Linked DNA regions of Mus musculus: region 2 is linked to region 1. The links are chromatin loops, found by intact Hi-C in ENCODE. Cell type or tissue: gastrocnemius. All regions are shown on one strand. Each heading gives the region's core, and the rest is flanking DNA. Links, peaks and the distances in the headings are about the cores only. Region 1 holds the start of Adam10 (a disintegrin and metallopeptidase domain 10). Region 2 overlaps Adam10 (a disintegrin and metallopeptidase domain 10).

The links. A loop is a pair of places that touch in the nucleus more often than their neighbours do. Peaks named below come from ENCODE experiments on the same cell type or tissue, not always from the same donor. Only the 100,000 strongest peaks of a DNase experiment are listed, where the experiment ranks them.
Region 2: it touches region 1 in a loop (2.4-fold over the local background); 5 of 42 quality-filtered maps call a loop at or near these places.

What each region holds. Positions count from the first base shown.
Region 1 is chr9:70,677,482-70,680,293 of GRCm38, forward strand. Adam10 (a disintegrin and metallopeptidase domain 10) reads left to right here and starts at 1,501. Exons shown (of 16, transcript NM_007399.4): 1 at 1,501-1,778. The coding sequence starts at 1,724. In gastrocnemius, for the core only: no CTCF peak of the experiment used is centred there; DNase peaks (open chromatin) are centred at 1,383 and 2,072; H3K4me3 peaks cover 1,931 bases; H3K27ac peaks cover 1,738 bases.
Region 2 is chr9:70,751,205-70,754,016 of GRCm38, forward strand. All of the region lies in intron 8 of Adam10 (a disintegrin and metallopeptidase domain 10), which reads left to right. Among named protein-coding and RNA genes, the nearest start is that of Adam10, 74 kb to the left of the region's middle. In gastrocnemius, for the core only: no CTCF peak of the experiment used is centred there; no DNase peak of the experiment used is centred there.

The sequences.
Region 1 (2,812 bases), core at 65-2,564:
ATATCAAACTTGTCACAGAGATGGATTAATAACTCAAAAAGTCAAAACTTCTACTGCCTGTGAGTACATAAGGCAGAAACAGCGCATGTGATAAGCAACATGTCTGCAGGTTACTCAGAATAGACACTTTACAAAAGGAAAAAGAAATAACAGCATTCAGTTACTCTGTATTGATTTTATATGCTTCAGTAGAAACGAATGGACAGGACAATCATGATGATGTGGGAAGTTCTGACTGCAGTATTGAGTTTAGTAATGTGAAGCAAAACAACAATTCATTTTTCAAAACAATTAAAATAAGTATATTCCTTAAGTAAGGTGTGACGGTGCATGGAAGATGGGAGGAATCAGAAGTTCATGTTTACCCTTGGCCTCATAACCACTCAAAGAATAACCTGGGATAATTAGATGAGAGATGGGAGATGGGGGTGGGAAAAGTATTCTCATCTTTATTTCTGTTTTCTTTAAAAACCACATTATCTACATTAACAATGTAGGTTGTAGAAAATATATAGGGCGGAAGTAAAAGGTTTGCAATTTATTCTTATTATCAATAATATAAACTCATATTCTTTGAGTCAACCGAAGCAGAGTTAAGTATGATGAAGACGTTGTAGTTCTTTTTTTTTTTCATTTATTCATTCGCGTTACATCCGAAGAGCAGCCCCGCTCCTCTCCTCCCAGTCCCACCCTTACAAATCCCTCCTCCCATTACTCCTAAAGTTGTAGTTCTTGAATACGAGTATAAAGAATCAAAGCGAGTAAATGAGAAGTCAAATACCGGTTTTGTAGAAGTTGGCATGAAGGAGGTATGAGGGAAACAGACTAACAAGCGAGCATTTTCTGAGCTGGAGACTAAGGACCACCGGCTTATTTATTTATTTATTTATTATTATGGCTAAGGCCTAGTAGGTGACATACATTTGCTAATGGTTCGGGAAGATACCCCTTTGGGTATTTTTTTCTTCCTGTTGGATCTTTCCTTTTATGTTCCCATCAGAGCTGTGTATCGCGGCTAAAATCATGGTTTGCTGGGACTGCTTTTGTTTACTTGGCAGCTGCAGAGCTTCAAAAGAAACAGATAGAGAAGCAAGGAAAACCTCTAGTTTTTTGGAGGCGAAGAAGCCGAAAGCCCTTCTTGACAGCTTCGGGGTAGGGTGTGATTCCAAGAGACAGTCCTTAACAGCTGGAAGAACCAGGTAGCACTTTCACAGGGAAAAGAGCGCTCCCGCCCGGGGCGGTGGGCGGAGTCTCCAGCGGCCCCGCCCTCCCAGGCCAATCCCTGCTCTCCGCCAGCGGACAGGAAGCAGCGGCGGGGCCTAGCGGCCCGGGCGCTCGCCTCGGCACGCATGCGCATTATCCCGGGGCGCTTGGGGGAGCAGGGCGGGGCGGGAGGCAGGGGTGCGGCCTCGCGAGTGTATTGGGTGCCGTCGCGTCACGTGGCGAGAAAGGAGGCGGAGGGCCGCGGCTCAGGGAAGGGGCTGAGACCAGGCGAAGAGCGAGGGCAGGGAAGCGGGGAAGGGAGGAAGGAAGAGGCCGAGGGGGAGGGAGGGCCCTGTTTTGGCGGAGCAGGGCGCGCGGCTGGGCCCCTGAAGTGGAGCGAGAGGGAGGCGCTTCGCCGGGTGCCACTGCCGGGGAGGCTCGTCGGGACCCAGCGCCGGTCGCGGCTCCCTCAGGATCGATGCACCGCGGTTAACCCGTGAGGAGGCGGCGGCCGGGGAAGATGGTGTTGCCGACAGTGTTAATTCTGCTCCTCTCCTGGGCGGCGGGGCTGGGAGGTGAGACACGACCCCGGGCGGCGACGGAGCGGCGGTCGGTCGGGCCGAGCGCAGCGTCGCGGAGCCGGGCCGCGCGTGTCAGGTCTCCTCGGCTTCTGTCAGCTCTCTCAGCTCGCCTCAGCCGACCCCGAGCGACGCTCCCCGCGCGCTATTGTCCCTCGCGCGCCCCGACCGCGCTCCCGCCGGCGGCGGCCCGAGCAGGCTGCGGAGCCCCGGGCCAGGCCTTCCCCGCCCCCACGGCCCGGCGGCCCTGCCTGCCCGGCTTCTCGCGCCGCTTTCCCCGGGAGCGGCGGAGCCCAGGCCAGCCGCCCTCGCGCACTCCGCAGCCACCTCAGCCCTGCCGGGGTCCGAGCCCCGGGACCGCGCAGACTCGCAGCAACTTGCGAGGTTGGCAGCGCGGCGGGAGCATTGTTCTGCAAGCGAGCGAGCGGACCCGGGCCGGGTGTCGGACGCCGGTGTGCGTGTCCCACCCGAGTGCCTTCCCTCCGCCTCGTGCTCTTTTCGGAGTGTTTGTAGCCAGCGCGCCGGAGGTTGTGTGTGTGTGTGTGTCTGTCGTTCTGTCTGTCTGTCTTCTGTCTCCCCGGGGCAAGACTTTAGTTGACTGAGGAGAAGGGCAAGCCGTTTTAGGATGCTCTTCGATCCATCTGTCTTTTTGAGTTGAGTCCACAGAGAAGCAAGACCGACCCTTCCTGGGCGAACCAACTTGCAGAGTTTTCTTAAACTCTCAGGTGGAGCAGACGTACTGCTTAGTCAGAGGATTGTCAGGGCTGTGCTCCCTCCCCCTGCAAATTGGAGTTCACTGTTGCTTCAAGTTTCCTGATGCTTCGGGTTTGAGACAGCGGTATTTCATTCCCAGGCTTTCCTAGGACAGGTTGCATGATTATTTTGTTCCTATGAGAAAGTGCTTTACCATAGGTAAGCTAATTTGCCGCCCAAGTGTCTGGAGAGAGGTTAGCTTAAAAGCATTGAATTGGAAACAACCCCCAGAACTTCCAGGGGTGCTTCGGATGGTTGTCAGCAGCCTAATTTGATAC
Region 2 (2,812 bases), core at 28-2,527, 74 kb after region 1:
TAATTTGCCCTAAGTTTAATTCATTAAATTCTGAAGTTATCTCACTATTCTAAAATATGATAGTCGAGATTTTTGTTACATTATGGTTAATTATCACAGAATATGTATGTAGATTATTAGTGGTAGTCCTTTTTGCTGACCCAGTTGATGCAGGGAAATCAATGAGGGTTACTTACACTTAATAGTAAGTTTCTAGTCTTTATGTCTTCCTATTTTTCAAATAATCTCTTTTACTTTTGTGTTAGAATTAGGACACCATGTATCCTAGTTTCTTCTTTGTATGAATACATGTGTACTAGGACAACTCTGTCTCTTCTTTTTCAGTACTTTCCTCTAGTTGAATTTTTTTTTAAGGTGTCTTTGATCAAGAAAACAGTATCTACCTGTTGAACTGAGTTTACCTGGAGATTTCTACTTAAAATTATGCTATGCCTACAGTGGAGCCATCAGAAAAGAGTCTGGTTCCCATACAAAGATCTACAGGGGGTGTGGCTCAGTGGTAGAGCACAGGCTTTAGCATGTACAAGGCCTAGGGTTTGATCAGCACAAGGGAGAAAGTCAAAACAAAACTCGGGAAAACTATATACAGTTGCCATTTTGATTGTTATTACCATGATTTTATAACAAAGTAAATTTTATTTTGTACCAGAGGGCTCACTGTATACAGGCTGAGCTTGGATTTGTGTTAAGCTTAGGACTTGGTTGTTGCAGGTTCCCATGCATTGGTTCTAAGAGAGCCATCACCTTCCTTCAGTTTCATTTCACTTGCTGAACATCTTTATCATGCTTCTGCAATGGAGTTCTCTGGCTTGTTCAGATATGTCCTGACCTGTATTAACTGGTCTCGGTGTTAGTCAGTTAAGTGAACATAGCCGAGGCTTGCTCAGATTACTGTCACTCTTCTCATTTACTCACAAGGTTAGTTTCTGTGATAACTGCAGTAAAAGCTTACATGTCACTGATATTCTGGTATATCAAAACTAGTTGCAGTATTTAAAACAATATTTATAAAATAAAATTTAGTAAATTTTCTGTGTGATTTAGCACTCCTTAAACTGAGGAGTTATTTAGGAGATTAAGCAATATACACATCACAGAGATTATGTTTAAGAAGAGTATTCTCAAACCTACATATGATCTTGCTAAGTTAGCTAGACTTAAATACATCAATATGTCAGAAGTTTTTAATGTGCCTATTTAGTCTTTTTTCTTTTTAACTGTTAAGATGTGTATTGGAGTCTTCTGTGCCTAGATCAAATTTGACAGGACTTATTTTGGGTCAGTTTCATATGACAAGTCTTTACTGAGGCAGGATATTAATTTACTACTTGCTCAAAGCTAACATGTGGTTGTGTAATTGTTACAGAGTACTTACTCATAGATTTAATTTTTTAGTTCCTAGAGTGATGTAACCTTCAGAAAAAGAACAGAAAAAATATTCATAAATCAAAATCTATTTTCTCTATTGTTTTTTGTTCAGGAAAGGGTGTGTATAGAAACCACATGAAGGCCTGTGGGCTAATTCTGCTCTTGGCTTAGTATTCATTTTCCTTTTTCACAAAGTTCATCATGATTTCATCTTGCTAAATCATAAAATTAATTAAAAGAATTGGGAGTCTAAAATCAGGAAGATGGCAAATGCAGGGAGCTGAGCATAGGCAGACCCTCTCAAATACAAGACAAACACAGGAGAGTTCATTCTTGTCAGTGTAGGCATTGACAAGCTAGTTGAGTTGGTTTTCTTATTTGTCCCTTATTAATTTTGTGTAACTGCTGTTGGCTATGAAGTATTGTCATTTTGATCTTGAGCTCCAAAGTTCTTTTAATAAAAAGACAAATTACAGAATGCTTACTATGCTTACTTTAATTCCTTTCAATTCCTTTCCTTTCCTTCCCTTCCCTTCCCCTTCCCCTTCCCCTCCCCCTTCCCCTTCCCCTCCCCCTCCCCCTCCCCCTCCCCCTCCCTCTTCCTCTTCTTCTTCCTCCTCTTCCTTCCTTCCTTCTCTCTCTCTCTCTCTCTCTCTCTCTCTCTCTCTCTCTCTCTCTCTCTCTCTCTCTCTTCCAGTCTAGTCTTTATCCCTTTCCCAGTCTGCCCTTTGACTGTTCTTTATCCCATACCTCCTCCTCCAAGAGGATATCCTCACCCCCCACTCCCATCTCACCAGACCTCCCCACTCCCTGAGGCCTCAATAATTTCTTTTAAAATTTGAAAATTATTTCAGGGCACATCAAAATTACAGTTCAGTTCTTTTGTTTTGTTTTAAGTTCCACAGCTGCTGAAGAGTTGTGTGAATAGTGCAGTGAACGCCTGGCCGACCAGATATCCATATTCTTCCATATTTGCTTTCCTGTCCCTTTTTTTCTTCCTACCTTCTCTCCACCCTTCTTTTTCCATGTCTATTCCTTAAATCCATGTCACGCAGTGTCTTGCTGACAAATGAGTGATAGAGTGCATCACAGAACTATGAGCACATGCTGAATGCCCCTCACTCTTTGTATAAATTTCTTTCAGAGAATGTAAAATATTGAGGATATTTTAATGTGTATTTAATTTTTAAGTTTCCCCTTTAAAAGGTGAAGGGATTTAAAAGGTGAAGGGATATAAGCTTTGGTTCAGTGTAAATGTGAACTCACCCAAATTTAAAGGAAATAAAAATGTTTTGCTATGTTAATGGCAGGAAAAAATAACTTTTTGATGCTGAAAAATATGTAAGGATTGTTTACTAAATCCTGGGATTTTTTTTCAGGGACCATTAATGTTTTATTTTAAATGATTTTTAAAATCTTGGACTAATTGAAGTATTTGAATCAG